Regions from separate parts of the Homo sapiens genome. Here regions 1, 2, 3, 5 and 6 are each linked to region 4. Evidence: chromatin loops called from intact Hi-C (ENCODE). Cell type or tissue: PC-9. All regions are shown on one strand. Region 1 overlaps AGAP3 (ArfGAP with GTPase domain, ankyrin repeat and PH domain 3). Region 2 has its middle 46 kb from the start of AOC1. Region 3 has its middle 39 kb from the start of NUB1. Region 4 holds the start of LOC105375566 (a long non-coding RNA gene). Region 5 has its middle 4.5 kb from the start of GBX1. Region 6 overlaps ACTR3C (actin related protein 3C).

Region 1 (5,000 bases), 330 kb before region 4:
GGGCTGGATCTCCCAGGCCTGGAGAGGCCCTGGTGGTGAGTTTGTATTTCCGTGGGACTAGTTATTAGCGTTGGTGAAGACGGCTTCTTCCTGTATGGGATGCATGTTCCCCCCACAATGGAAGTACCAGCAGAGGGGCCCTTCCCAGGTCCCCAGGCAGGTACAGAGACAAGAACACAACTCAGTGAAGCCGGCCAACGTCACTGAGCTGCAGATCAAAAGGAAACACATTCTGCCTTGACTTCCCTATCTACGTGTATCTGCCCTCTCTCTCACGCACAACAGGGAATGGCTGTTCTGCCAAAGAATAAGGCTGCCCACTCACAAGCTCATCCTGCAAGCCAGTGAAAATGCAAGCAAAGGGTCGGGCGCGGTGGCTCACACCTGTAATCCCAACACTTTGGGAGGCTGAGGCAGGCGGATCACCTGAGGTCAGGAGTCCGAGACCAGCCTGGCCAACGTAGTGAAACCCCATCTCTACTAAAAATACAAAAAATTAGGCACCGTGTCTCGCGCCTGTAATCCCAGCGCTTTGGGAGGCCGAGGCAGGCAGATCACTTGAGTCCAGGAGTTGGAGACCAGCCTGGGCAACATGGTGAAACCCCGTCTCTACAAAAAAAATATGAAAAATTAGCCAGGCATGGTGGCACGAGCCTGTGGTCCCAGCTACTTGAGAGGCTGACGTGGGAGGATCGCTTGAGCCCAGAGGGTCCAGGTTGCCGTGAGCCAAGATGGAGCCACTGCATTCCAGCCTGGGCCACAGAGTGAGACCCTGTCTCAATAAATAAGAAGCAAGCACAGGACAGCAGCTATGGGAGCCGACCTCTGGAGACGGAGAGGGGATGGGGACACGGTATCCGACAGGGGATGGATCACTTTAGAACCTAGCTGCCTCTTTCAGTGGGAGAACAGTAGGATGGGAAAGAAGGGGGTTAAGGCCCCAGCTGCACACATGCTGGACACACACACACACACACACACACACACACACACACACACGTCTCGGGGAAGGCAGGCAGCAATCCCAGTCCCCAAAAGAACATCTTACAGTCTCAGAAGACATGTAGTCCCACTGCACCTGCAGAATCAGTCCAAGGAGAAAGTGCCACCTGGGTCAACTCCCAAACCCAGAACAGCTTTCTCTTCCTCACCTGGCTGCCCTCTCCTTCCCAGTCCTTTTCCCCAGAAAACTTTCCTGACCCGGAGAAACTAGACAGGGAAGGGCACCTGCTCCCACATAAATGTCTCAGGACATCAAGCCAGTCAAAGACCCCGAAAAGGAGAACAGCTGCAGGCACACACCTCTTTTGCTCATTGGGTCAGCCCAGGGTCAGAGATAAGGTCTCTGTTGTGCCTGATAAGATTCTGCTCCAAAGACACGCAGCAAACACAGCTGTGCTCGACACAGACAGCCACTACCTACTGGGCCCGAAGGAAATTAGGACAAACCTAAAAAGCTCCAGGCTGGGACTACACGAACAGTACTGAAATCCCACAACACAAGCCCTCACGTCAGTTCTCTGTTTATTAAGGCCACCGGAAACGCTGGACTGAATGTGACTCTCAGGGGCTGAGAGGCTCCATGGCAGTTTCTGGGGGACTAAGAGGAAATCTCTCACAAATGCCCGCAGTGTGCATCCTGGGGCAGGACGAACACAGCCTGCCCCGGAGCCAGAGAGCGCAGAAGCCGGGCTCAAGACCCCCTTCTGTGGACTACCTGGATGTCAGGAGGAGAAGCCGACTCTAGTTATGCCCAGTTTCTGTGCTGGCCTGGGCCTCGGGTGCCCTGCTTGCGTGTGCACAGGGGGGTGAGGGGCCGGGGGGGTCATGACGGGGAGAGAGAACACCCCTGGGCAGGTGTGAGGTGTGAGACCCTGCCAGAAAGAGAAAGCTGGTCCTGAGGATGTGGGAACTGGTCGCCTCCAGGTGTGTGTTGCTTGATCCACTGGTGAGCCCTGGCTGTGCCCGCTGCAGCCCACGTGGCCCACAGGGAGTTGGCAGATTTCTTTCGAGGAGATGAGGGAGGATGGATAAGCCTTCTCCTGAAAGCCGGAGCTTGTGGCCAGCTCCGCAGGGTGTGGAGCAGAACCACCAGCAGCCAGGTGTGGTCCCAGAACCACCGTGGCCCTCCCAAACAGTCAGGCCCTTCTTGCCCACAAGGTGGCAGCAAAACATCTTCCTGCAGCCGGGGCTGAGGCAGTGGCTGGGAAGGCTGGCAGGATGCTAGGGCTGGCCACACACCCGCCACTGAGCCCGGGAGGCAGTGGGGGCCACACCAAGACCCCTTCGCCCCCCAGGACTGGCTGGTGTCCAGCAGGCTCTCCAAGTTGGAGCTTAGGGAATCAGAGGAGAAGACGGGGGGCGGGGGGAGAGCGCTCAGGATGCCTCCCCAGTGGGGCCACAGTCCTCCCTAAGTGTCCCAGCAGCTGTCCCGAGACAACTCGAGTTGCTGCAGCAGCAGCCATGGACCTAAATTCCACCCCTAACAGCTCCATTCCAGCATCCCCCATTTTCAACAGCACCACATGAGCTCTGGAGCCGCACAAGCCAAAAGCCTGCTAGTAACACCCTCCATTCCCTTCCTTACCACTCCCCCAGCCCAATCCGTGTCAGTCCTGGTGGCGCTCCCTCCTAAATGTGGCCCAGATCCATCACCAGCTCCTTTCTTCAACTCAAAGGCAAGCCACCATCCTCCCGGGCCTAAGCACCACATCAGCTTCCTAGGGGTCTCCCATCTCCAGCCTCCATCACCACCACTGCCAAGTGATTTCCTTTACAGCTGGGGCGGACCTCTTCAGACCAGAACCTGGTCACCTCTCAGCAAAGCCCTGCAATGGCTCTCCAGCTGGCGTAGAATGGCACCCAATCCCCTTATTCTGTTCCAGTGCCCCGTGTGCTCCTGACTACCTGCTTGCTCTCACCTGACACCCTCCCCAGGACCCGCCTCCATCCCCATCCAGCCTTGACACCTCCCGGGCCTCTGCCCTGCTTGTCCCTGAAGGCATTTGGACCGTGGCTGAAGCATCCCTTCCTTGGGAGGCTGACCATCTCAGTGACCATGCTAACATCATCTAACACTTGCCACTGTCAGCAAGTGCCCCCACAACAGAACTCTGCCAGGCACATGAAGGTGGCCATGATTCCCCGAGTGAATGAGTGGAAGTCTTTGCTGAGCATGCACTGTGCTCCCAGGGCTTTTGGCCTCTTTGTGGGGAGGAAGGCCTAAGAGAGATGGGCCCTGGCTGGGCCAGTCTTTTGAGAGAAGTCACAGGCACAGGCAAAATAATCTGCACAGGCCCCAAGTTGAAAGGCACGGCGCACCCTGGAGTTGAGAAAGCTGGATTCAAGTTCAGCCTCTGGCACCTATTGGTGGGTGACCAGCCACGGTCTCCTTAACCTCAGGTCTGTCTGTAAATTAGGAATGGCCCAGCTTCCAGCTAAAGGTGCTGTGCAGGCCAGCCCTGTGAGCATGGAGGGCCGCATGGTGCCTGGCGTGCAGCGGGCAAGCAACAGAAGGAGCTGCTCCTATTGCGCAAGGGAGAGCCAGAGTGGACGCTGGGATCACTGAAACCAGCCCTCTCCACATCAGAAAGCCAGGCAGATGCAGTCAGCCCATGAAACCTTAGCAGCTCCCCCTCAGCTTGGCTTTGATTCCTGGGCTGGTCCCTCCATCTCCCCTCTAAGAGACCTCAGAGATACGGAGGACCCTGGAGAGCCCTGAGTCCTAACCCCCAGGACCTCAGAATGTGACCTTATTTGGAAATAGGGTTGTTGCAGATGTAATTAAGATGAGGTCATACTTGAGTAGGGTGGGCCCTGAATCCAATCTGACTCGTGTCCTTATAAAAGGGGGGAATTTGGGCATGTCGACAGACACCAAGGGAAGTCAATGTGAAGAGATGCAGGGAGAAGACGGCATCGACAAGCCAGGAAGAGAGGTGTGGGGCGGATCTCTCCCTAGTGCCTTCAGAGGGGGCGTGGCCTTGCCCACACCTTTATCTCAGACATCTGGCCTCCACAACTGTGACACAGTAAACTTTTTGGTTTTTGAGACAGGGTCTCCCTCTGTTAACCAGGCAATCACAGCTCACTGCAGCCTCGACTTCCTAAGCTCAAGCAATCCTCCTGCCTCGGCCTCCCAAGTAGCTGGGACTTTAGGCATGCAACACCATGTCCAGCTATTTTTTCTTTGTTTTCTTTGTTTTTTGTTTTTTGTTTTTTTTTTTTTTTACAGAGGTGGGAGTCTCACTATGCTGCCTATGCTGGTCTAGAACTCCTGGGCTCAAGTGATCAACTGGCCTTGACCTTCCAAAGTGCTGGGATTACAGGCATGGGCCACCGCAGCCAGCTAGGAACAGACTTAGGTTGTTTCAAACCACCCTGTTTACAATGGTTTATTACCACAGCCCTAGGAAGCTATGAGCTCTCCAGAAAAGCTAGTGCATACTGGGAAGAACACACAGGTGTTTTCTGAGGAGGTCCGAGTCCCCTTAATCCCTGCCATGGGTTCCAGGTTCAGAACTCGTGTTCTGGTTCATCCTCTCCTTTTAGAGATGAGGGCATTGACACCCAGAGAGGGGAAGTCACTTGCCTGCAGTTACACAGCCCAGCAGTGACAGAGCCTGGGCAGGGCCCAGGACTCCAGAATCCCAGGCTGGAGCTTGGGCCTCTAAGTCATCATTTCACATTATTTTTTGAGTGCTTACTAAGTGCATTCAGGGCAAGCAGACTGAAGTCTCTGCCCCACCCTGCCTCAAGGTGACGCGGCTGGCAGTCTGGACTGGCGTAGGACCCAGCCTACATCCTTGGGACCCTCCGAAGGCTGCTCTGAGGCCCGGGGATTCTGCCCCATCTCCAGAGGTCAGGATGTCGGTCTGAGAGCTCCCCAGTGACTTTGGTCCTCTCCTCCCCAGGGAAAAGCTGAGGGAGAGAAGGCGGCAGAGGTGCTGGTGGGGGTGCGGGTGGCAGAGAGAGCCACAGGACCGAGAGCAGTGCAAGGA
Region 2 (5,000 bases), 120 kb before region 4:
CACAGAGTAAGGCCAGTCTGGACTCTAGAAAAGTGTCTCTAAACTGGGAGACTCCTCCATCCCACCCAGAGTCCAGAAGCAGGCTAGGGTCCCCTCCATCCAGAAAGAAGGTGCCCTCCCCGCAGCAAGCTGGAAACACCAGAGTCGACTGGAATTCCAGGTTTACTGAGGGCCTGCTGTGTTCCAGGTCCCAGAGGTGTAGGTCCTGGAGGTGTAAAAATGAGCCAGGGGCTTTCAACCCAGCGAGGCAGAGAGGCAAGTGAGGCCAGGGGTGAGAGCAGCTGGGTAAGCACAGGGAAGAGGCCCCGGTACCCGCGAGTGCTCCATGGTACAGAGCCTGGGTTCTCACTGGAGAGAGAGACAGAGTAAGTGCAAGTGCATAAGGCAATTCCCTACAGCAACAGTGAGGGCAGAAGACAGGGCTGTGGGGGCTGGGTCGCCGTGGAGAAAGTCTCTTTGGGAAGTGACATTTGAACTGGATGCGCTGGGTTTACCTTTTAAGGTCAGGAGAGGCAGACGCAGAGGAATCAGAAGATGCAAGGCCCTGAGGTGGAAACAAGTTTTGGTGTGGCTGGAAATGAGGATGTCATAATTTTGTCAAAGTAATGCTGCCCAGGCCAGGTGCCGTGGTTCACACCTGTCACCCCAACGCCTTGGGAGGCCGAGGCAGGAGGATCACTGAGCCCAGGAGTTTGAGACCAGCCTGGGCAACATAGTGAGACCCCTACTCTAAAAAAAAAATTAGCCAGGCATGGTGCACACCTGTAGTCCCAGATATTTAGGAGGCTGAGGTGGGAGAACTGCTTGAGCCCAGGAGTTCAAGGCTGCAGGAGTGACCTGTGATTGCACCACTGCACTCCATCCTGGAAGACAGAGAGAGACTCTGTCTCTAAAATAATAATCATAATAACAAACAGCTCTCAAACTCAGTGCATTATGACAACCAGTGTTAATTACTCTCATACTCACAGGTCTCAGATGGCTATAATTTGGCTGATCCAGGATAGGTGTGGCTGGACGGCCCTGCCTTAGGCTGTAGGTAGCCTGGGTTTGACGCAAGTTCAGGTGGTTGCACCAAGTTTGTCCTGGGGCACAGCAGAGGCTCTCTGGAGGAAGCTCTTCTTACCCTGGACTTCTGGAGTGGAAAGAAGGAGCCAGGCCATGTGGGCGCATGGAGTGCTTCTGCTAGTTCCATCCTCCAACAGCCCCAGGGCCAAAACACGTCAGGTGGTCAAGTCCAACATCAATGAGCAGGGGAGTCTATACGGGAGGAGTGTGAGTATTTGCTGAATAATAATAACCCAGACTGTCACCCGCCACCTCAGAGAGGAGCTGTGAGGACGGAGGGAGTCACTGCCTGGTTTGTGCACATGTTAAATGCTTACCCCATGCTAACTGATACGTGGAGGATGTAGGGATGGGTCAGATTCTCAAGGTCTTGATAAATCACGTTGAAAATTTTGGGAGCCATGGAGGCTTCAATCAGAAGGGTGACAGGGTTTGATCTGGATTTCAGAGCAACCCCTCTGGAAGCCGCGTTGAGGTTGGTCTGATGGAGGCGAGACTGGGGTCTCAGGGTGATGAGCAGTAAGTCATCATGGGGAAAGGAAAGATGGAACGAATTCAGGAAATGCTGGGAAGGTGGGACTCACGGGTAGATGGCAGAGGGGCTGTGTGGAGGGAAGCAGGTGCCTAGGCTCTCGGTTCTTGGCTTGGGTCAAGGGACATGATGATAGACCCTGGGCTGGGGAGCACAGGAGGAAGGGCTGGCCTGTGCAGGGGATAGAGGAGGTGATAAACCGGCTTAGACATGTGGAGTGTGAGGTTCTCACAGGACGTTTAGGTAGAGGTACAGGTCTTGGCGTGTAAGAGAAGAATATGGACATGGGACATATATTTGGGAGTCAAATCGGTTAAGGGGCAGGCAGGAAGTGAGCCCCAGTTATTGAGGTTTCCAGGGAATGGGAAATATGCTGGGTTGGCGCAGGGGAACTCCAGTGGCGCATATTCACATGTGGCTGACGTCGCCGTGAGATAGCCATCCTCATATTCTTCTTCTAAACTAAAGCCTGAAATTACTTGGGGGTGGCAAAGCCCAGCAAAAGAGCCCACCCCCAGCCTCCATGGCTAAGGCTTGGCCAATGAGTTGTAAGACAAGTGATGTCTGTGAATTCCGGCAAAGCACAGTGAAGGTAGCCATACCCTTCTCTGTCCCCTCCTCCATCCTACTGCCTGACTTGTATGAGATGGCTGGAGCTCTGGCAGTCACCGTGGACTAGGAGGCTGGGGGCTACATCCCAGGTGGAGGCCGTGAGGAGGAAGGAGGCTGCGTGCCCTAGGCCTTCATGGGGCCCCTAAGCCACTCAGGACTGTGTTTACAGAGAAACACGACTGTCTCTTGTTGAAGCCGCTGTGAACACATTTTTCTGTTCCATTCAGCTGAACTTGGTCCACAGGGAGCCATTTTGAGTCTGCCGTTCTTGGTCAAGCCTCACCCCGGGGGCATTTCCAGCCTCTGTTTTCTCCGCGGGATTAATAAGAGGCAGCCGTGCCCGGTCCAGTCGCCGCGAGGTGTTGTGCGCCACCTGGTGGTCGCGTGGCAGACAGCATTCCTCCAAGCGAGACAGCACCAGCGGCTAAAATGCAGCTATCTGCACCTCGAACCCAGCCCATCTTTTAGCCAATGACAAGCCAAGTGCCCCAGAGTCCTGCATGGCAGTGGACGCTGACAAGAACTCCAGGAATTCCAGATTGCATGGAGCTTCTCGGCTCAGGTGTGTTTTCGGAATCAACTGCGGGCAGTTTCCAAGGAGCCAGTTGGCGGTCCCTGCGTCTCCTCGTCCAGGTCGTGAACTTCTGTACTAAAGGATTCCATGTGACCCCTCTGCTGCAGACTCTGGTCTCAGAGCAATAGTGAGAGCTGGAGAGAAGGGAGGGAGATGACTCACTGCTTTACTGAGCAGGAAATTAACACCAAGGGAGCCTAACCTGGCAGCAGCCTGGAAAAATTGGTTTGCGGTGGTTTGAGCAGTGGGCAAAGTGGGTTTATGTGGGCGAGCTTATTAACACTTCCTTTTGCTGACTGCGGGTACAAGCTTGAAATGGCCAACAGTGCAGCAAATAGAGACCAAGTTGCAAAAATGAGTCTTCATCTCACTGAAGTTTGAGAAATTGCAGAGGCTCGTGGAGAGACTCCTGGTGCCAGGACACGCAGGTCTCCACCCAATCTGGCCACTCTGTGTGTGACCCGGGGCCCGTCCTCTGTCTCCAGGCTCCCCTTGCTACATGAGGTGGCCGGAACACTGCCTGGGTTTTGAGGCCAAGGGTTTGTAGGTGTTGGTGAAGAGAAGGGGCCCCCAGGCTAGGTGAGGGGACCTCAGTTACCTCCCCCTTTCCCAATCATCCTTTTCTGAGGCCACCTTCAATTGCTACCCTATCCTAAAAGGCCTCGAAAAGCAACAGGCTCTGGTGTCCCGACATCTTCTGGTTTCCTCTTCTTTCTGTGAAACAACTGAGTCTCAGCTTTTCTCATTTGCATCCCCACCTGGCAGCTGAAGAGCCGCAAACAAAATAACACCTGCTTTACATGAAGGGGAAGTGACTTGGGGCTGGAGTGAGAGGTGGGCCCGGGTCATAAGTCCTTGTTTGTTTTCTTCTTTCCTTACACTGCTTGGTGGGTTCTTCGTGGTCCTCCGCAAAGAGGGTTTGGGAATGGCGGGTGTCTCTCTCACTCGGAGCCAGCCCCTGTCTCTCTTCTGCACTGTTCCTGAGCCTGGGGTGGGTGTCTGGAGCGAATGGACTGGATTCCTCCCCAGCCCCAGGGTCTCTGTCTCTGGTGAGGGGCAGGTGGCTGTGTGTTGAACAAGCCTCTCCCTCCTCTGATCCACAACCAAACACATACAGGGATGTCCCGGGTAACTCTGGGAGTGTCCCTGTCTCTGGCCCTGCATTCTGGGGTCTGTGAACTGCAAATTGCTAGATGGAGGGATCTGCCTACCCCAAAGGGGAATTTCCAGGGAGAGGGATCTGTCCACCCCAAGGGGTGTGGCCAGGGATCCTCCTCCAGGAGATGAACCCCACAGACATGACTTTGGGTCCAAGCACCATCAATGCCATTTCCTGGGGCTGCATGGCTGGGAACCAGTTTGCCGACCAGTCGGAGCTAGATAGGGAGGGGGCAGGGCCGAAGTGGAGGTCTCCCCCTTTCCTTTCACTGCCTTTCTACATGCGGTGCTGGTCCTGGATCTGTTGTCCTGAGACTCTACACTTGTCCTCTCCCTCCTCTGCCATGTCTTGTGGGGACAGACCCCTGCAAGTGGTATCTCCCACACTTCCAGGTTCCACCCATGGGAGGCCTGAGCATGAGACAGAGGGGGCTGGACCTTCTCTCCCTTTCTCTCCAGCTGCGACAGACAGGCCCCCAGGGCTCCCAGCTTCCACTGGTGACCCGGCTGCAGGGTCTGGGAACTCCACGCCCTCCCTCTGCCCCTGCCTCTCTGGGCATTGCTGTCTCTGGAGTACCCACCCTGTTTATCTCTTAGTTCACCCATCCTCCCAGCTTCCAGTTCCCTGAAGTCCAGTGTCTCCGTGCTAAGTCTCCCAGCAGTCCCTGATTCCCAACCCGTGTGTCTTGCTGGATCTTCCTTCCCCACCTTAATCAGGCTGGCGCAGATCCCACCATAGTTTTTTGATTGTGTTTGTGTGTGAAACAGGTCTGTCAAGTTCAACCAACATCTGACATCCAGTTCAGTTTTGCCTCTCCTCCCAGCTCTGCTGGACCCCAGGTCCAAGGCTCCTACCCTGGGGAGGGGCAGGTCTGGCCGTCCCCTCCTCTCTTCCTCTCCCACACCTGCTGATGCTCCTGGGGCCAGGATGGAGGGGAGGGGGCTTGGAGGAAAAGTGGCCCCACTGGCGTGGCCATTTTTGCTTACATGGACCCTTGGGCTCTGGGTGGCTGATATGCAACACTGGCTCTTCTGCTGGATGCAGGTGTGTGTTCT
Region 3 (5,000 bases), 520 kb before region 4:
CTCAAAACTTTACCTCTCAAGCATCTTTTTTCAGGAAGCTATGGAAGGACGTACTCAATTAAAATGGGAGAATAAAGGAAGAAACAAGAAAAACGATCCAGGAACCAGGGTCGGCCAACCAAGAGGGAGGCAAGGGCCTCTCTGGGCTGCAGGGCAGAAGCCCCGGGAAAGAGTTCTTCAAAACACTGAAATGAACAGACTATCGGACAGGAATTTATCAAAAGGAGAGTTACACAGCTGGGGAAGAATTTGGTGATAAAATAGCCATAAACATCTGGAGAACTAAGTGAAAGGAAGTTCAAGACAATCAGTAAATCCAGAGAAAAGAAAAAGGTGGCAGAAAGGAAAAATAGTCCTAATATATAGTCCACCGCTCATTTGTGAACAGTAGTTACCTAACCCATCAACATCCATCTGACCCAAGGTAAGAATTCAGTGGCGGATGAGGAGGTAGGAGGGGTGGGGTGGGTGTGAGGAGGAGTTAAGTCCTCCTCTTCCGTAGCCAGTAGGAAACGCTAACGATGGAAATCTGTTGTTTAGAGACATGGAGGCAAAACAGAAGAGAATCAGCTGGAAGAGCTAAGAGCCCCGCTGTGGAGGACAGGAAGTGGGAGGTGGGAACTGCTTTTTTTCAGACATCTCCTGTAACAGCGTGATTCTAAACTGTGTAACTTTTTGTTTGTTTGTTTGTTTGTTTTACAGGAACACGGATTTGATTTTTTTTTTTTTTTTTTTTTGAGACGGAGTCTCGCTCTGTCTGTCGCCCGGGCTGGAGTGCAGTGGCGCGATCTCAGCTCACTGCAAGCTCCGCCTCCTGGGTTCACGCCATTCTCCTGCTTCAGCCTCCCGAGTAGCTGGAACTACAGGCACTTGCCACCAAGCCGGGCTAATTTTTCGTATTTTTAGTAGAGACGGGTTTTACCGTGTTAGCCAGGATAGTCTCGATCTCCTAACCTCGTGATCCGCCCGCCTTGGCCTCCCAAAGTGGTGAGATTACAGGCATGAGCCACTGCGCCCGGCCTTGATGTTTTAATAAAAATACAGTTCTACAAAAGGTGCTTAACACAGCCCCGGACGGGGTTCTCAGGTGGAGTCAGCCCTAGGACCCCTAAAAGACGCACGCAGACAGAGCCTGCTCCCCCCACGCTCCCGCCAGCACCGGGACCCACTGAGAGCCACTGCCGGGTGTCCTTCATATAAAAAAAAAAAAAAAAGGCGGGTGCAGTGGCTCACGCCTGTAATCCCAGCACTTTGGGAAGCTGAGGCGGGCAGATCACCTGAGGTCAGGAGTTTGAGGCCAGCCTGGCCAATATGGCGAAACCCCGTCTCTACTAAAAATACAAAAATTAGTTGGGCGTGGTGGTGCGCGCCTGTAATCCCAGCTACTCGGGAGGCTGAGGCAGGAGAATCATTTGAACCCAGGAGCTGGAGGTTGCAGTGAGCCGAGATCGCGCCACTGCACTCCAGCCTGGGCGACAGAGCGAGACTCTGCCTCAAAAAAAAAAAGATAGAAAGAAAGAAAGAAAGAAACTTACTACACAAAGCTCTTGTTGAAACGGTGTAACTTGGTTGAAATTACAAAAAGCAGGGCCCTAGCGAGTTGCTTGGCCGTGCCGTACGCGCAGGCGCGCCCACTCCCACCCAGCAGGAGGACCCCGCCATCGTCAAGTCGTGACCTGTCATCCACACAGAGGACTGTCGGGGCCAAGTGGCCTCTGACGGGAGTAGGGGGTGAGAATCCGAGGTGGACCCTGGGAGAGCGCAGTTGGCTGGGGTGCTGCGCTGAAGGGGCCTCCAGGGTCAGGGCAGCAGGCGTGAGCCAGTGCCTGGCATGGAGTGGGGCTCCCTCGCCCCTTCCCGGCTGCTGCTCAGCGGCTGATTCCGCGGGCCCGGGGGCGCTCCAAGGGGCGTCGGTCCCGCGACGGCCGCCAGGTGGCGCCAGAGCCCGCCCAGCCGCAGCCCCTGCGCCTGCCAGCCCCGGTGCCCGCCAGCCAACGCCAAACCCAACCCGGCCAGGGTCCTGGGTCTCCCGCCCCTCCCTCAGAGTCTCCGAGGGGCGGGAAATGGTTTCCAAAAGAATTCAAATACATTCAAAAGCAGACCGGATGTAACGAAGAAGCCAGTCCAGGTTCTCTTACACCTCCAGCGGAGCCCCGCCGCCTGTTTCTCTCTAAAAGCAAATCCCAGACGATCCATCATTGCATCTGAAAATATCTCAGTTCCGAACTCTATAAAATAAGGACTCTAAAAAAAGTATAGTCCCGGCCGGGCGCAGCGGCTCACGCCTGTAATCCCAGCACTTTGAGGGGCCGAGCCGTGTGGATCACCTGAGGTCAGGAGTTCGAGACAAGCCTGGCCAATATGAATAAACCGTGTCTCTACCAAAAACACAAAAATTAGCCGGGCGTGGTGGCGGGAGCCTGTAATCCCAGCTACTCGGGAGGCTGAGGCAGGAGAATCACCTGAGCCCCGGAGGCGGAGGTTGTTCTGAGCGGAGATCACATCATTGCACTCCAGGCTGGGCGACAGAGGGAGACCCCGTCTCAAAAAAAAAAAAAAAAAAAAGAAAGAAAGAAAAAAGAAAAAAAATTATAGTCCCTATGTCGTGACCACACACGTTTAACAAATGCGGGTTCCTGGATCAGGAATCTGAGCCCGAGAGGGGACGGGAATCTGAGCCTTGTGACAAGTTTTCCCTGCAAAGTCTTGGGGTGCTGTGTGCAGAGGAACAGGACAGACTCCCCCTGAGCTCTGCTCCAGTACTGCTCCAGAGGCAGATGGAGAGCCGGCGTATCACATGCGGGCATCAGGATGGCATATTTGGGGGAACAGGGGTTTGGGAAGAGCCAGGTCGGATGGAGAGGGCAGGGACAGGCTGGGGAGCCCTGGTCCCACCCACACCCTCCCCACTTGGGGACCTCTCTTGTCTCCAAACATTACTCGGTCAGCCGGACGGTGAGTGGTGCCGTGGATAACAGGTCCCTTCTTGGGCTGCTGTGTCTAGTCCCTTAACTTCAATGCCCTTTTTAAGGCTTAAACCTTAGGTCGTTGCTCTGTTCCAATAGTCACACGTGCTCGAAGAACTGACCTGCTCATTTGGCCCTCAGCTGCCACCACGAGGCTCCCTCCTGGAGCTATTCCTCCCTGGACCGGCCACAGGGGAGGGCCCCAGGCAGCGTGGCTCCTCCAGTCCTGCCGCCTCTCTCATGCCACCTGTGTTTCCGAGCCAGTCCATCCAAGGAAACAGACAAGGTAGCCATGAGCATGAGTAGAGAGGTGCCCACGTTCCGGACCACTCTCGCTGTATTTGTCTCCCATCTCCATCAGAAGACTCCGCTGAGCTCCAAGGCAGGTGGGGTCACAGGCTGAGGCTGAGGACCAGCTGTGTGTTAAAAGCCAGCCAGTCTTGGGCAGAGGACCTCACCTTTCTTGGACGCAGATCTTGGAACCAGTACAGTGGCACCAAGGGCAGGTCTGAGGATTCAAGGTGACATGACAATCTTGAACGCTGAACCCAATGCCTCCCTAAGTGATGTTCTTGTCAAACAAGCTTCTGCCAGACGCTCTCCTCAGACTGTCCATTTTCACTCCAGATCTTTCTGTTCACTCATTTATCCTCTTGGCAAATACGTATTGTGCACCTACTGTGTGCGAGGTGCTAGGGATGCTGCAGCAATCCAACGGGCACCAATCTCCCCTCACAGAGAAGACATACTCCAAAGAGGAAAGGGGCCTCGCTGTGATGACAGGCAGTGCAGGTGTAGACCATGGCCTTGGACAGGGGTTCCAAGTGAGACGTGTTGCAGGGCCTGAGGCAGGCTCACCTAACTCGCCCAGCACCTGCCTGGGGAACCATGGGACCTCTCCCAGCACCCCCAGGCCACATCTCAGGGGAAGGGCACACTGCCTGTTCCCTGGCCCTTCTTTCAGTGTCCTCTCCCCCTCTCTCCCTTTGCTGGTTTCTCCACGCCTCTGGCCCACATGGCATAAAACAGGGTGTCTTTGGAAGGCTGAGGAGGCTTGCTGCAGGCCTGGCCACTTGGGGAGACACCGAGTCAATCAGATGAACTCTGGCTTACCTCCTCGGACCATCAACCATGGCCAGGAAGGTGGGTCACATTGTACCAAAGGCCACTGGGACAAACCTTGCAACTGTGAGGGTGAAGAGAGGAGGTGGGCAAGTTTGGAGGGCTGGGTTCCTGCTAGCTACCACCTCCTAGCCTCCCACTAGGTTTTCTCCCCCACCATAGGGGCCCACTGTACATTCTGCAGAGGAGGAAACTGAGGCATACAGCATGAGTTAGTTTCCCGTGGCTGTTGTAACACATTACCACAAGCTTGGTGGCTTAGAACAGCAGAAATGTATTCTCTCCCAGTTCTGGAGAACTCTGAAATCAGGGATCCAGGGGCTCTAGAGTGGAGTCTTGCTTCTTCCAGCTCCTGTGGCTGCCAGCTTACCTTGGCTTGTTGCTGCATCACTCCAATCTGCATGGCCAGCGTCTTTCAATCTTCTTCCACTCCGTCTTCGCGTGGTCTTCTCCTTGTGTAAAATGTCCCTCTACCTTTCTTATGAGGACATTTCCCACCACATTTAGGGCCCACCTGGACCATCTGGGACAGTCCCCATGTCAAAAGCTTTAACTTAATCACATCTGCAAAGACCCTTTTCCAATAAGGTAAGGTTGACAGGTACCAGCAATGGGGACCTGGTGTCTCTGGGGGGCATTATCAGCCTATGACAGGGACAGGAGTAATGTCCTCAATGGCACACAGCCGATTAGGTGGTGCAGTTGGTGTCTGGACCCGGGTCTGCCTGAGGAACCATGCTGTCACTCAACACATCCTTGTTCCCTTGTGGCCCAGAAGTCTTTATTCAGGGGCCACCATCAGGATGGTTTGTTCCATCCTCAACTCCTGTCACCAAGCAGTCAGGCCACCTGAGTTGAGGATGCTGAGAAAGCTTCGCTGCCTTAAGGCATTTCCCCTCCTGGCCTGACCCA
Region 4 (5,000 bases):
GCTTTGGACCATGATGGTGGCAGTGGAAGTAGCAAGAAGTGATTGGATTCTCAATATATTTGGGCAGCAGAACTTACAGGGTTCCCAAACAGGATGAATGTGGGTTGTAAGAAAAGAAGGGGAGCAAAGGACAGCTTCCAAGTTTTTGTTTCAAAGTATTGTTAATTACCAAGACATGGAAGACTATGGAGGGAACATTTTTAAATGACAGAAAACAGGAGTTCAATTTGGGGCATGTTAAATATGAGAGGATTTTTAGAGATCAGGTTGAGATGTTGAGAAGGCATTTGGACATGTTAGCCTGGAGTTTAGGAGCATTTGGTATATATAAACTTGGAAGTCAGCAATAAATTGTAATGGCAAACAAATCCTCCTGCCTTGTATACACAAGAGAGATATTAGGGGGAGTTGGGAGGACAGCTTCTAAATATTTGTTGGATGAATCAATAAATGGAATGAATTATTTTTTCCAGCTGTACATGGAGTTTGTTTAAGCCGTTTGTATTGAACAGTTTGCAATGTGATCAACAGGACATATTTGGGGAATAATCGAGTAGGCCAGTGGTTCTTGGTGTGAGCTGGGAGAACTTTTGCAATTGGAGATGTTGTGAAATCCTCTAGGGACTTTCTCAAGTTACACCACCATTCTTGGTTGAAATTGTTGTGGTGGGGAAATTTTTTTTGAGAACCATCGAGTTAGTGCTAGCATAGAATCTAACAAGAAATGGCCCTGCATCCATTCTCTTTTCTTCTAATAACAGCCCCAGATTTCCATTTTTGGACCTACCTTTTCCTTTTTATCAGGCTAAGTGTTCATGGTGGGGCTCTGTCCTTAGTTCCAGGGATAAAGCCTGTGACCCAAACTTAAACCGCAGATCATTTTCCCCAGGCCATGGAGATTGTTTCAAATGTGGGCACATGGCCTGAATGGGTCATATCAGAGTAAATCTTAGGGCTTCTGGGTTATGCCACCATCACAGGCTCTTGCTTTCCTCACTGAACTTGAACCTAGACGGATGTAAGCTGGAGCTGTGGCAGCCATCATTGCCCTGTGAAAAGTCCACTTGGAGCTGCCAAAGACCACCCCAGGAGCTTCAGAATGAAGACAACCTGGAAGTCAGAGCTGACAGGTGAGAAACAACAAACAACTCACACCTGATTGTATTGCTTGAATTCTGAATTCAGCAGTGCTTGAAGCCAGATTGAGTCCTGACCATTTTAGTATACGATCATTAAGCAATCTTTTGCTTACGACATGTGCGGTTGAAAGAGTCCCAATTATAATAGGCTGAGAGACTAGGTATAGTAACTAGCACTTAAGTGGGTTGTCTAGGCTGTAGGCCCCAGATATTTAGGAGCTGCACTCAGAGGCTCCTGAGCAAGGTATGTGTCTGGGGTGACCCCAAGTGCACTTGCCAATCTGAACTGTGAGGAAATACCATGTAATGGGGGAGAGGAGAGTGTGGCAGGCATTCAGATACTTTGGGGAAACTCACTTCAAGCAAGTGTTCTGTTCCTTAAAAAGCTGCATATAAACTCAAGTTTTGCAAATGTATATGTACATTTATATATACATATACATAAAATGTATATGTACATTTATATATACATATACATAAAATGTATATGTACATTTATATATACATATACATAAAATGTATATGTACATTTATATATACATATACATAAAATGTATATGTACATTTATATATACATATACATAAAATGTATATGTACATTTATATATACATATACATAAAATGTATATGTACATTTATATATACATATACATAAAATGTATATGTACATTTATATATACATATACATAAAATGTATATGTACATTTATATATACATATACATAAAATGTATAGTTTATTTGTCTTAGATAATTCACTCTGTAGACAAAATCCAGGTGGAGTAACAGTGCCTGTGAACACTGGATCCCCAAGAGTCTATCTTAATGTCGGTGCTAGAGAAACAGAATCAAATCAGAATTCTAGATCCCATTTACGTCTTAATACCTGCACTCTGCAGCTGAAAAAAGCATGAAGAGGCTATTTATGTACTCATCTCATTAAAAAATAAAAGCAAGGCTGGGCGCGGTGGCTCACACCTGTAATCCCAGCACTTTGGGAGGCTGAGACGGGTGGATCATGAGGTCAGGAGTTTGAGACCAGCCTGACCAACATGGTGAAACCTGTCTCTACTAAGAATACAAAAATTAGCTGGGCGTGGTGGCGCACACCTGTAATCCCAGCTACCCAGGAGGCTGAGGCAGGAGAATCGCTTGAACCTGGGAGGTGGAGGTTGCAGTGAGCTGAGATTGTGCCACTGCACTCTAGCCTGGGTGACAGGGCAAGACTCCATCTAAAAAAAAAAAAAAAAGCAAACACAACTCAGTGAACTCAGTGTGTAGAGTGTGCTATGATTTATTTTAAAAGTGCGGGTAGTGGTGGTGGGGAACAGTATGGACATTTCTGCTGTAACATTTATATATTGCTGAAAAATCTTGCATTCCTTAAATATTTCATGTTAAAAACAACAGACTTATGAGAGAGTTATGGTTGGATCACGTTGTTGAAAATTAGTGCTTTGTGAAGAGCGCTAACAAAAGCAAAAAACCAGTCTTAATACAGATATTAGTACAATGAGAAGACAAGTTAAATTTCTTATAAATGTAGAAACACTGTAATAAAAAAGAAAAAAGAAACCTCTTTACTTTTAGAAATAAGGTGAAGTTAGCTTGAGGAAAGAGCTGTAAGGAAGAGTGAAGTCAGCTGAGTCAAGGACACAAGCGGAAAATGTGCAAAGATGAGCCAGAAGCATGGAAAAGTACCTCCAAGACAGAGGAGAACTGATCCAAGAGAAAGGAGATGGGAGTGGGCATCACGTACAGCCAGAGGGCGCCACCTGCCGGTAAGAGCTGAATAGTGAACTTCGTGTTTCTTGGGATAAAACATTGTATAATACACAGTACTGGGAAGAAAATCATATACGCACTAATGTGCCTCTACGTTATACCGCCGTCATTCCCCTAATTTATCACCCCCTTATGAGTAAATTCGGGTTACAAAAACTTGTGTAACATAACATTGTATATATTCTTTGCAATGTATGCAAATACACACAAATATGTAAATATATGTTTATTTGTTTGTATACGCGTAGGATAGTTTCAGATGGAAACACCCAAAGTAGCAACACTGACTGCCTCTAGGGGGGGAAACCGAGCATCTAGAAGGTGAGGTGTGTGTGGGTGTACTTTTGAGGTGTTGCCCACCTGTATGTTTTGAATATTCTCTAATCAAAAAAAAAATTTAAATAGAATCATTAAAATTTTTTAAAACTGAAGACTTCCCCTGGATCCTTTCCATCATCTTTAACTAGAACCATTCTGGCTTTATGACTAAACCTATCTGCTTTGGTCATTTACTTCTTTAAAACGAGACAACCATGTGACATCCTAGGATCCATCGAATGACCTGGTTCACAAGAGAAGCCAGAGTGCAGTCAGGACAAGGCAAACAGCCCTTTACTGGAAGAATTGGGCAATCTATCTGGTGAGAGGTAAGTTTAAATAGGGCAGTGACACTGCACAACAAAGTCCCATTTTTTGGACTTTATGGGGGTTGAAAACCCTGCCTGACAGACTCAGAGTCCTTAACCAGACTGCCCCAGCGGGGAGAAGGGTACCAGGAGGGTTTCCACGAGGGCAGAGGCAGCAGGTGTCTGACTACCTACTCCATTTGCAAGGACGAATGGAAAGCCAGGGCTCACCACACAGGTGAACAGTAGAAGACTGCATGAGCCGATGGAAAAACAGACCCTAAGAGCAGCAGAAGAGGAGAAAGTCCAAATAACATCTTCAGTGAGATTAAGACTATAGTTTATGGCAGTCTCGTGCATCTATCAACAATAAGAACATGCTATATAGAGAGACAATTAGAAGACAAGAGTTACCTAGAGATTGAAAATATAATTGCTGAAGTTAAAAAACCCTTTATTGGCCGGGCGCAGTGGCTCACACCTGTAATCCTAGCACTTTGGGAGGCTGAGGCAGGCAGGTCACTTGAGCCCAGGAGTTCAAGACCAGCCTGGACAACACAGGGAGACCCTGTCTCTACAAAAAAATTGCAAAGATTAGCCGAGCATGGTGGCATGCACTTGTAGCTTGGGACTACATCCTAGCTACGTGGGAGGCATAGATGGGAGGATCACCTGGGCCCGGGAAGTGTGAGGCTGCAGTGAGCTGTGATTGCACCACTGTACTCCAGTCTGGGCAACAGAGTGAGATTCTGTCTCAAAAAACAAAAAAACAAACAAACAAAAAAACAAAACAAACAACAAAAACCACCTAAACTAAACTCCCCCCAAAAACCCTTTACTTAGAAAATGATGAAAAAGAGAAAGTGGCATAAAATATTAGTGAAAAGTTAACAATTCAAGAGGGCCATCTGAGATTGGACATCCACTGGCAGGCATCTCTGAGTGAGAACAGAAGAAAGAGGAAATATGAAGGCATGGGAAGGGAGCTGCACAGAGTTAAGGAAGACTTTGGTTTGCAGAGCGAAAAGGATTGCCTAATGGAAGCACAATAAGTAGGAAAAAAATACTCACTTAGACTCATATATATGAAGTTCCAGAGCCCCAAGGATAAGAAGACTCCAAAACGCAAACAACAACAGCAGCAATAATAACAACAGCAGCTAGGTCACTTACCAAGGTGTAAGAATCAGATTGGCATCGGACCTAACAGAAGCTGGATAACAAACAGAGCAATGTCCTTAGGATTTTGAGAGAAGATAATTTTGGACTTGAATTTTAAAATTCACTCACTCCAGGTATTACTGCATGAAGGGGTAGAAAAAAATTAAAAATTTAAAAATCGTAAAGAAAACCCCAAATAACTTAGAAATTGGACACATTTACTTAAATTATGCATAAATAAGTTCCCAAATTACATTGCTCTAGTGTGCACCAAGATTATCAATAAATAAA
Region 5 (5,000 bases), 390 kb before region 4:
CAGAGCCCGAAGCCGGGTTAGGCGTTGAGAGGCGGCTGAGGAGAAGCGGAGAGGAAGTGAGGGGGCCCGGATTCCCACCCTGGCCTCACGGACCTTGGGCTGACCGGTCTGTCTGGCTTCAGGTACTAGGGCGCGGCTCTGGGACGCGGGTGCGGGTGGGCAAGCGGTGGAGGCTCCTCGCTGTGGAAACCCCAGGCGGACCCCGACCGCACAGGCCCCACCTCGCGGGCAGGAAGCGGCTGCCCCAAGACATGGGCGGGAACCTGGTGCGCGAGGCCCACTCCTGTCGAGGGCCTGCGGGGCGCCCCGTGGAGACCGCGGCTCGGGTGGGGGTCCCGGGGGACGCCCTAGTGCTCGATGGTTTGTTCCGCAGCCGTTCCAGGGCCTGCTGCGTTCAGGCACCGCCGCACGGGGGCAAGGACTGCCCTCCAGGCCCCCACCAGGGTCCGCTTGCGCGGGGTAGCCGGAGCGCGGCGCACAGGAGGAAGCGGCAGGTGCTGCCGAGCCCGGGGAGAGACGTGCGGGATGGGGGGTTGGCAGTCGGTGACAGGGAAACCTGCTCTCTGAGGAGGTGACATTTAGCCTGAGACCTGAGTAGAGCAGATCAGTAGGAGTGGCAGGACGGACCGTCCTGGCTGCGGGCGTGGGTCGGGGGGCACCTGCGGCGGTGGTCCAGGCCAGAGGTGGTCGCGGCGGGCGAGATTCGGGATCCCTGGGAAGAACTGGGGGGCCGCCGCTGGGGGGGATGTAGGGGGCTGCAGAATAGCGCTGTCTAGGGCGACTCGCAGGTTTTTGGCTTGGACCCCTGGACGGTGGTGCCAGATGCTAAGATGGGGAAGACGAGGAAGTAACGGGAAGCAGAAGGCCGTTGCTGGGGAGATGGCACTGGAGCCGCCTAGGAAGCATCTCAGAGGCTGTGGCCCTTGGCACGGGGATCTGGGGCCAGGTCGAGCGCAGGTCTGGGTATCATGCGAGTGCGGGCTCGCTGGTGCGGGAAAGAGTTTGGAGCTCTGCTCCCAGGGAATCCCGACTCCCGCAGATGACTTGCCCGAGAGAGTCCTGCTGGTGGATTTTGATGGAAATTCTATTTGATCGCACCCACTTGGTTCACTGTGTGCTTCCGGGTCCCCAGGTTTTAGGTGCTTCATGCCCTGCTGGGAACGAGACACGCTCCTGCCCTCAGTGAATCTTCAGTCTAGTCTGAGAAACAAGGGTGTGAACAACCAGTTAGAATACAAGGGGCAATAGGATGAATGCAAGATAAACGTGGGAGCAGGAGCTGGGGGCATGAAGAGGAGGGTGAGGAATGGGGTTGAGATCTGGGAGGGCGTCCCAGAAGAAGGACCCTCCTCTAAAGTGATAGGAAGATGGGGGAGGATTTCTGGCCACATCTGGAGAGCCTGCGATCATGGGATGCCTTTTTAAGGACGGGGAAGGGAAGAAAGGCGATGTGGAGTGGTGGCTGTGAAGGGGCTGTGCACAACTTCACATATTGTCCCCTTAGCGGGCAATGTCAGGAGGGTCCTCACTGGGGTTAGACATTCAGACTCTTGCGAGCCAGGGCGCTCCCTCCCCAGCCTCCTGGCTGTTGGTCCCGCGGGCCCAGAACCTCTCCCTGGTAATTGCTTTTCGTAATGTGTTTGCTCCAAACCAATTTCACGCCTCCGTGAGGACTCCGCCCTGCACTGAGGCGCGGACCTCCCCACCACCAACCTACCCGCGTGTGAACGCGCGGGCTCATACATACTGTACACATTTAACACAACAGAAATACAGGGTTCGGGTACCGGGGCACACTAAACATACTTAACCCTACACTCACGCACACTAGACGTTAAGACACTCACGTACAACCCCCCGTCCCCAAACAGTGCATTCACAGTTAAGCATCTAGAGGCGTCCCGCGCGCTCGCCCTTGGATGCTCCGTTAGTGGTTTCTTTGCCCTCGGCGCGTCTCCTGGACTGTCGCCAGGGGGCGCTGCAGCACCCCGCACCTCCTTCGCCGTGCCCGCAGTTGTGCGCTGCTGCCACCAGAGGGCACCCGCGGCCAGGCCCGACGCTGCCCACCATGAGAGGACTTTCTCTGGCCAATGAGTGGATTGGAGGTATAGATTTGTGGTCTTTGACTTGAATACTTTGTTTTTTTCTTAGCATCCTTGGTGCTGGTTGGCAACACAGGTCAGGCCAGATGATGAGGCCGCGGTGGGCACAGAGGGTAGATTAAAGATAAAATTCCTCTGTAGGAGCATTTCCCAAATGTCAGAGAATATGGACAAAGCAGCACTTTCAGAATTCTGTTTCGGACAATGAGACCAGGTACTTGCCCATAATGCGTCTGTTCAGGAATTCAGTAGGAGAATCATAGTTTTTTGCTGGTAAAGAAAGGAACTAGCTCTGTTCAGATTTGACAGAGGTAAGGTCTGTACTTGATACTGATGAGAGAGTGAAGTAGTTTTTGGAGTGCTCTGGATTTCAGGGAAAATGAGTCCCCTTCCTTTCTTCGCCACTCTACTCTTTGTCTATTTAGTGCAGGAAGAACTCGTTTTGGAAGGTGTTTTTTCATATTCAATTGACTCTTGCCCTTGCTTTTTGACTAGACAAAGTTTTTTTTTTTGAGACGGAGTCTGACTCTGTCGCCCAGGCTGGAGTGCAGTGGTGTGATCTCTGCTCACTGCAAGCTCCGCCCTCTGGGTTCACACCATTCTCCCGCCTCAGCCTGCCCAGTAGCTAGTACTACAGGTGCCTGCCACCACGCCTGGCTAATTTTTTGTATATTTAGTAGAGACGGGGTTTCACCGTGTTAGCCAGGATGGTCTGGATCTCCTCACCTCGTGATCCACCCGCCTCAGCCTCCCAAAGTGCTGGGGTTACAGGCGTGAGCCACCACGCCCAGCCCTTGTTGTTCTTATTTGTAAGACAGGGTCCTGCTCCGTCACCCAGGCTAGAGTGCAGTGGCACAATCTCTGCGCACTGAAGCCTCAACCTCCCCGGCTCAAGTGATCCTCCCACCTCAGCCTCCTGAGTAGTTAGGACTACAGGCATGTGCCACCATGCCTGGCCAATTTTTAAATTTTTTTTTATAGAGACGGGATCTCACTATGTTGCCCAGGCTGGGCTTGAACTCCTGGTCTCAAGTGGTTCTCTCACCTGGGCCTCCCAAAGTGTCGGGATTACAGACATAAATCATTGTACCCAGCCAGAGTAGATATTAATCACTCTCCCTCACAGATGGAGATGTCAAAGAGGGGTCAAGGTCACAGGGCCCAGTGAGGGGTCAGAAGAGGAATTTGATTCCAGGTCTTTTTCCTTTAGCCAGTGCTTCTTTCCATTTACCATGTGGCCTCAGTTCTATGTTCTATGAAAGGGCAGGGAAAGGAAATGGGTTGCTGCAGTTGCCACTATGTATGCCAATGTTACGGAATGTCAAGGACTTCACAGAAGTCACACTTCGTATCTCTAGCATGGCAAGGGAACAGATAGAGGATATAAATGGGTTATGAAATACAGTATCTAACAAACACAAACCACACCAGGTCAGTAGAAGTACTTAAGGTCTCACCTGCCTCTGTTCAGAATTGGTGGCCCACTGGGATTTGTTGGCACTAAGTTTTAAGTATGTACTTCCTGGCCAGGCGCAGTGGCTCATGCCTATAATCCCAGCACTTTGGGAGGCCGAGGCAGGCAGATCATGAGGTCAGGAGTTCGAGATCAGCCTGGCCAACGTGGTGAAACCCTGTCTCTACTAAAAACACAAAAATTAGCCGGGCATGGTGGCAGGCGCCTGTAATCAGAGCTACTTGGGAGGCTGAGGCAAGAGAATCACTTGAATCCGGAAGGAGGAGGTTACAGTGAGCCAAGATCATGCCACTACACTCCAGGCTGGGCAACAGAGCGAGACTCCATCTCAAAAAAAAAAAAAAAGTAGGTACTTCCTGTGCCAGCTTGAGTAGAGAATCCACTTTACTGAGTATAGTTCTAAGCAATAAGCTCTTGGCATGAACTAGGCGACATATATCTTCAAGATCAGAGGGTTATTTTATTTATTTATTTTTTGAGATGGAGTTTCCCTCTTGTTGCCCATGCTGGAGTGCAGTGGTGCGATCTCGGCTCACTGCAACCCACCTCCCAGGTTCACGCGATCTCCTGCCTCAGCCTCCCAAGTAGCTGGAATTACAGGCATGTGCCACTATGCCCAGCTAATTTTGTATTTTTAGTAGAGATGGGGTTTCACTATGCTGGTCAGGCTAATCTCGAACTCCTGACCTCAGGTGATTCACCCACCTCGGCCTCCCAAAGTGCTAGGATTACAGGCATGAACCACCATGCCCAGCCCAGAGGGTCTTTAAGACATTTTTTAGAGACAAGGTCTCCCTCTCTCACCCAATCTGGAGTACAGTGGTGTGATTATAACTCATTCTAACCTCCAAATCTTGGGCTCAAGCAATCCTCCCGCCTCTGCCTCCCAAGTAGCTGGAGCTACAAGTGTGTGCCACCGTGCTTGGCTAATACAATCAGAGGGTCTTTTAATCTTGAGTCCTTGACATACCAGAATGTGACAGGCTTCTTAAAGTGGCCTTTTATTGAAGGGACTGGTGGAAGAGAGATGTTTCAATATATATCCTTTTGAGCTTTTGGAACTTGGTACTATGTGATTTTATTACCTATGCAATAAATGAATGCAATTACTTTTAAAAATGGTTCTTCCTTCATGCCTTATTTGGCTGATCCTGTAACTGCTCATACAGGTTTAATTTCAGTTTTGTAGCCCAAAGTTGCCTCAATTTGTCAAGTCAGTAAGCCTCTGTTATGTATCCAACACCGATAAGCCCTCTCACTTTAAAAATACAATATACTTTTGAAGCTTCATCTTGCATGTTGGTATGGTAAAGTGCTTGGTTAATTTAGCAAAGGGGTGTTCTGAAGAGTATCTTTAGACAAGTTCTTTAGTAGTGAGTTGGAGTTAAGCTAAGGCACCTCTTCTTTCTCCATTGTGACATCTT
Region 6 (5,000 bases), 490 kb after region 4:
GATGTGGGGAAGACGTGGTCCCTTCCATCTCAGGGGAAGGTTTCCTGAGGTATCATTAGATATTCTTTTTTAGACTAAAATATTTCCTAAGGGGTTACCTTCTCCTTTCTTTGCCTTTCCTCCATGGAAGAATATTTGACTATTTGATCCAAGCTCCCTTGCCACTCCAAATCTGTTAGAAATGTAAGTCAGAATTGAGCCCCTTCATAGTGGCTCACATCTATAATCCTAGGGCTTTGGGAGGCTGAGGCTGGAGCATTGCTTGAGCCAGGGTTCGAAACTAGCCCAGGTGATATAGCGAGATCTCGTCTCTATTTCAAAAAAGAAGAAAAAAAAAAAAAAGAATTGAGCCTTTTGTTATTGACGCCCAGGGTCCACTCCAGTGAGTCTGAGTCCTCCCTATTTCCGCCAGGATTGCTGAGCAACACTGCCAAGGAGGGGCTTTCCTGACCCTCATGCTGGGCCTTCAACTCTCCTCACGGGCTGTTGGGGTTCCAATTTGGACCCTGAAATCTGGGCTGATGTGCTCGATGTGACTATGTGTCTCCCCCCAGTGAAGGCTGGGAGTAAAAGAGACTGTTCGTAGCCTCCGAATCAGCTGCCCTGGCCCTGCTCTGTGGGGTAGCCCTGTTAGTTCTCACCTGACTTCTCTCTTTGAAGGAACAGATCCTGAAAGGCGTGGTTTAGAGCTCCCCCCGCTTCCCCTTACTGCCATGGCCTTCTGTGGTCGCGAACAGGCCTGAGGGAGTGTGTAACGTGAGCACACCAACCTTGCAGCATGAATCCTGAACCTTAAGGTTAAGCCTGTTACTCTGCACCCAACTCAATGGAAACATTTCCTAGGAAGCATTTGAGTTAAGTAAGCTGAGATGCTGTAGGATGTTGACCAGGCCTGTGAGGAGAACTGAATGCCTTTGTCTCCAGTCTTGGTAGATTTGAGGTTGTAATCAGCTGACCCTGTTGCTCTGTGTCATCAAAGAACACAGGGTTGTGTAGCACTTCTTGCCTGTCAGTCTTCTTAAAATTCCGCTAGAGTATATCCAAGATACCCAGAAGATGGCATTAGAATATGTTTCAGGGATGCTAAGAAACTTTAAACTTAATACCACGAGAGCGTCTTTGGAGGTCCTTGAGAGAGCCATTCCTTCCACAGTGTGCTCAGCGCCAGCTGGGCGGCCCACCTCGTGCTTCCTGTAGGCAGCAAGTATCTGGGGGTCACCTGCTGCTATGCTGAGGCCAGCTCTAAGGACACATATCAACACAAAGGTGTCCAAGAACATTCATCTTACCAGATACCCATGAAACACTTCGCATCCCTCAGGCTGCCTGTCGGTGCAGGGTGGGAATCGTTAGCGACTTCTCTCGCAGCAGCAGCAGCAGCAGCATCCTGGCGGCTTCAGTCCTCCCACCTGACTCTGCTTTTCCTTTCTTCCCCGGGACCTATCACTTTATAACCTACCATGTCATTTACTTATTATGGTTGCTTATTGTTTTCTGACTCCCAGCTAGAGTGTAATCTTGGCAGGGATCTGTGTGTTTCGCTACCTTGTGTATCCCAAGTGCCTAGACAATAAATCTATGTTGATTGAGGGACTTAGAATACCCAGTCAACAAGGTACACTGTCTCTAGGCAAAGAGATGGTGTCAGTGGAGCTGATGACAGTGCTGTGGCCAGCTCCACACCAGATTAACAACCAGCAGGTTGACAGTGGCCACCCGGCTTGTGGCATGCTGGGACCCAAATGGGACCCAAAGAAGCCTCTACAGTCAGGTTTAGGGTGTAGACAGTGCCGCACTCGGTAGTTGAGCTCGCAGCACGGGTCCACTGGTCCAGTGTGGACCACAGTGAGGTGCCAGAGCAGGCCATAGGAGGCATCTGAGAGGAACAAGGCAAGACGAGGTGCTTTCTAGACACCTGTAGACATCATTTCAGATATGATAGCGATAGAATTGGATAGACCAAGGCTGAGATTAATAGCTGAGTTGCAGAGAAAGCAGACTTACCTGTCCGAAGTCCAAGTGTAACCATGTCTAACATGAAAGACGATGGAATGTGAGGCTTGATGCATATCCACACTAGAGTAACGGTGGGGGCGGTTCTGATCCCAGGGTGTGTTTACTGCATGGGCTTCCTGGTTATTTGTCTGAGGGCAGAGACACTGGGCAGTTGTTAATGCCTGGCAACATCTTTGTGTGTGTATGCAGGAGAAATACTGTTACATTTGCCCCGATATAGTCAAGGAATTTGCCAAGTATGATGTGGATCCCCAGAAGTGGATCAAACAGTACACGGGTATCAATGCGATCAACCAGAAGAAGTTTGTTATAGACGTTGGTTACGAAAGATTCCTGGGACCTGAAATATTCTTTCACCCGGAGGTAAGGTGTTTCTTTTTTTGTGTGCTCAAGTGTGGGATGGAGCGATACTGCCACCCAGAGTGTAGAAAGAGCAGTTCCCAGCGAAGGGCCTGTGAGCAGGGTGGCCGTCATTCGGTCTCTCTGCATCCCCCATGCAGTTTGTCTGCTTGACAGATTGTTCAGTTTGCCTCTCCGTAGAGCTGGTTATCTGTTTTAATAGTTAAGGATGGGTTATACCACAAATAGTTAGGAAGACTTTTAGGAGCGATAGATGATAATAGAATTAAAAGTAATCTCCAAGGGTTGTGGGTGGTCACATGCTAGCATTACAAGTAGCTACTCTCAAGGCCTGTATGGAGGTTGCCTGTGCATAAGAGTGGGATAATATGTAACCTTTCTATCTTTGGTGATTGCCCTTCCTAACTTCTAATTTTAACCCTGGACAGTTGGTCCTGCTCTGTTCCCTGCTGCAAGTTAGGTAAAGCTTCTGTCTAAGGCCAGCATTTCTATTATTTAGATAATCTTAAGAATTAGAAATGTCATCATTTTAACTAGTAGTCATAAGGAATTATTAGTACTTTTGCAGAAAGCAGTAATTAGGAGGCACATTTTAAGATTTACATATAATGCATTTTATTTATATTTTGGTATATATTCCTGGCTAATTCAGTTTATATTCAGTAGGTGGGTTACAAACTGCTGTTTGTTTTTAGATGTGTATATGACTATTTTGTACAGAGAAATAGCATAGAATGTGTTCCTCGCTAGTAATCTGAAGAATAAAATAATAACAATGATAATCTAGTGAATGCTCACTTTTAATAGTATTGATTTGAAATGGACATAGAACAGTCAAATGTCCAGTGAACAGCTGGTGAGCAACTGAATATCCTCCTCCTTCCTCTGAGAGTGCACATTCAAGCTTACTTTGATTTTTAAAATATTTCAAATGAAATGTAATTGAGTTGAATTCGTTATACTTTAGCTTATTTAACTTATGGAATTGAATCTATGGCTGTTTATTCAATAACATGATTATCATGTGGATTGTTTCATGTTAAACAAACCCTTCTCATTAAACAAAACACTTCCCTGCATCTTCTAGACCAGGTTTAATTAATCTTTCATTGAACCTGTTTCTTTTTCCTTATATCCTAATTTTCTCATAATACGAATATTGTCAAATGATATGTCAAAGTCATGTTTCTCACTGCGTGTCACGTAGATCGTGCACATACTCTCCACTGCTCTTAGTAGACTGAATCACTGTGTATTCATGGGGTGGGGGTGGTCTGTCTGTGATGTTGTTGGTATTTTTTCTTCACTAAATCCATACATTTTACCTCATGAGGAGAAATGTGTCATCACCACCCCACGCACACGTAGTCACATGGGATTCATTTGACATATCCTTCATTCCAATGTGAATTCTTTTAAGTTATAATAAATTGTATATTTGTTAAAGTTACTTTAAAGGAGTGTTCATGTTGTTCTATTTGAGAGAAATGTGTAATGTTTCTTTTATATTGATATACAATTCAGTTTGCCAACCCAGACTCTATGGAGTCCATCTCAGATGTTGTTGATGAAGTAATACAGAACTGCCCCATCGATGTGCGGCGTCCGCTGTATAAGGTATGAGCTGCATGGGTAAGGTACTTTGATTTCATTCCACAATTAAAGGCCCATAATTCTTAGAAGACGGTATTACTGTCTATTACTAGTAAATATCCCTGTTTCACCTTCTGTTTCATAGGATTTGTTAAAGACAATATAATTGTAAGAGAAAATGGAAATATGACTCAGTTAACTAGAATTTTTATTTTATTTTATTTTATTTTGGAGACGGAGTCTTGCTCTGTCACCCGGGCTGGAGTGCAGTGGTGCGATCTCAGCTCACTATAACCTCCGCCTCCTGGGTTCAAGCAATTCTCCTGCCTCAGCCTCCTGAGTAGCTGGGACTACAGGTGCACGCCGCCACGCCCAGCGAATTTTTTTGTGTGTGTTTCAGTAGAGATGGTGTTTCACCATGTTGCCCAGGCTGGTCTCGAACTCCTGAGCTCAGGCAATCCACCCGCCTTGGCCTCCCAAAGTGCTGGGATTACAGACATGAGCCACCATGCCCGGCCAACTGGAAGTATTTCAGTATTGTAAATATATTTTATTTTTATCTGACAAGATATATTTTAAGGTGGACAGTTTTAGCCACAAATATCGATGGAAAGTAAGAGTGATGCCCTCCTCCATGCTTTCCGTGAATTCCATTGGTTTCGTTTCATGCATATTTGGGTTTGGTGCCAATGTGGTGTCATCACATAGAGGTTAGAGCCCAAAATGGGACAGTCAGATAGAATATGCTCATGTATTATTATGATTTTTTTCAAAATTCTTAGATTTCAGGGAATTTTGAAACCTGGAATGAGGAAAATCTAGTCTATATGATTATTGAGTAAAAAGAAATCCTACTGACAGCCTGAGATGGTGAGCAGGAGGTGATGGGCAATTAGCCTTCCTGCACCTTTAATCAGTCTTTGCTTGAGTGAGTCGCGCCGTCAGCTCAGTGGCATGACTCACTCGCCTTACTCAGACTCAGGTCGCTGAATTGTACAGAGAAGAGAATCAGGCTCAACTGACAGCACTCA

The links. Peaks named below come from ENCODE experiments on the same cell type or tissue, not always from the same donor. Only the 100,000 strongest peaks of a DNase experiment are listed, where the experiment ranks them.
Region 1: a loop joins it to region 4, with 21 times the contacts of the local background. A loop is called at or near these places in 12 of 110 quality-filtered maps.
Region 2: a loop joins it to region 4, with 8 times the contacts of the local background. A loop is called at or near these places in 7 of 110 quality-filtered maps.
Region 3: a loop joins it to region 4, with 11 times the contacts of the local background. A loop is called at or near these places in 2 of 110 quality-filtered maps.
Region 5: it touches region 4 in a loop (19-fold over the local background); 8 of 110 quality-filtered maps call a loop at or near these places.
Region 6: a loop joins it to region 4, with 8 times the contacts of the local background. A loop is called at or near these places in 2 of 110 quality-filtered maps.

The regions. Positions count from the first base shown.
Region 1 is chr7:151,108,396-151,113,395 of GRCh38, reverse strand. The region is part of intron 1 of AGAP3 (ArfGAP with GTPase domain, ankyrin repeat and PH domain 3); the gene reads right to left. Among named protein-coding and RNA genes, the nearest start is that of AGAP3, 24 kb to the right of the region's middle. RefSeq lists an enhancer at 4,556-5,000. In PC-9, CTCF peaks have their summits at 1,946 and 2,145 (motif pointing right); a DNase peak (open chromatin) is centred at 2,165; H3K27ac peaks cover 480 bases.
Region 2 is chr7:150,896,244-150,901,243 of GRCh38, reverse strand. No RefSeq gene overlaps it. Among named protein-coding and RNA genes, the nearest start is that of AOC1, 46 kb to the right of the region's middle. RefSeq lists silencers at 2,486-2,545, 2,563-2,723 and an enhancer at 2,429-2,723. In PC-9, CTCF peaks have their summits at 2,396 and 2,604 (motif pointing left); no DNase peak of the experiment used is centred here; H3K27me3 peaks cover 1,611 bases.
Region 3 is chr7:151,300,553-151,305,552 of GRCh38, reverse strand. No RefSeq gene overlaps it. Among named protein-coding and RNA genes, the nearest start is that of NUB1, 39 kb to the left of the region's middle. RefSeq lists a silencer at 1,850-2,019 and an enhancer at 1,361-2,219. In PC-9, CTCF peaks have their summits at 1,722 and 1,924 (motif pointing right); no DNase peak of the experiment used is centred here; H3K4me3 peaks cover 350 bases; H3K27me3 peaks cover 5,000 bases.
Region 4 is chr7:150,776,813-150,781,812 of GRCh38, reverse strand. It overlaps LOC105375566 (a long non-coding RNA gene), which reads left to right and starts at 684. Exons shown (of 4, transcript XR_928163.2): 1 at 684-1,130; 2 at 2,728-2,918. In PC-9, CTCF peaks have their summits at 2,712 and 2,914 (motif pointing left); a DNase peak (open chromatin) is centred at 2,892; H3K27me3 peaks cover 815 bases.
Region 5 is chr7:151,169,738-151,174,737 of GRCh38, reverse strand. No RefSeq gene overlaps it. Among named protein-coding and RNA genes, the nearest start is that of GBX1, 4.5 kb to the right of the region's middle. In PC-9, CTCF peaks have their summits at 1,801 and 2,001 (motif pointing right); a DNase peak (open chromatin) is centred at 2,027; H3K27me3 peaks cover 2,354 bases.
Region 6 is chr7:150,283,746-150,288,745 of GRCh38, reverse strand. It overlaps ACTR3C (actin related protein 3C), which reads left to right. Exons shown (of 8, transcript NM_001164458.2): 5 at 2,206-2,379; 6 at 3,901-3,993. Among named protein-coding and RNA genes, the nearest start is that of LRRC61, 37 kb to the left of the region's middle. RefSeq lists enhancers at 1,245-1,744, 1,745-2,246. In PC-9, a CTCF peak has its summit at 2,418; a DNase peak (open chromatin) is centred at 2,375.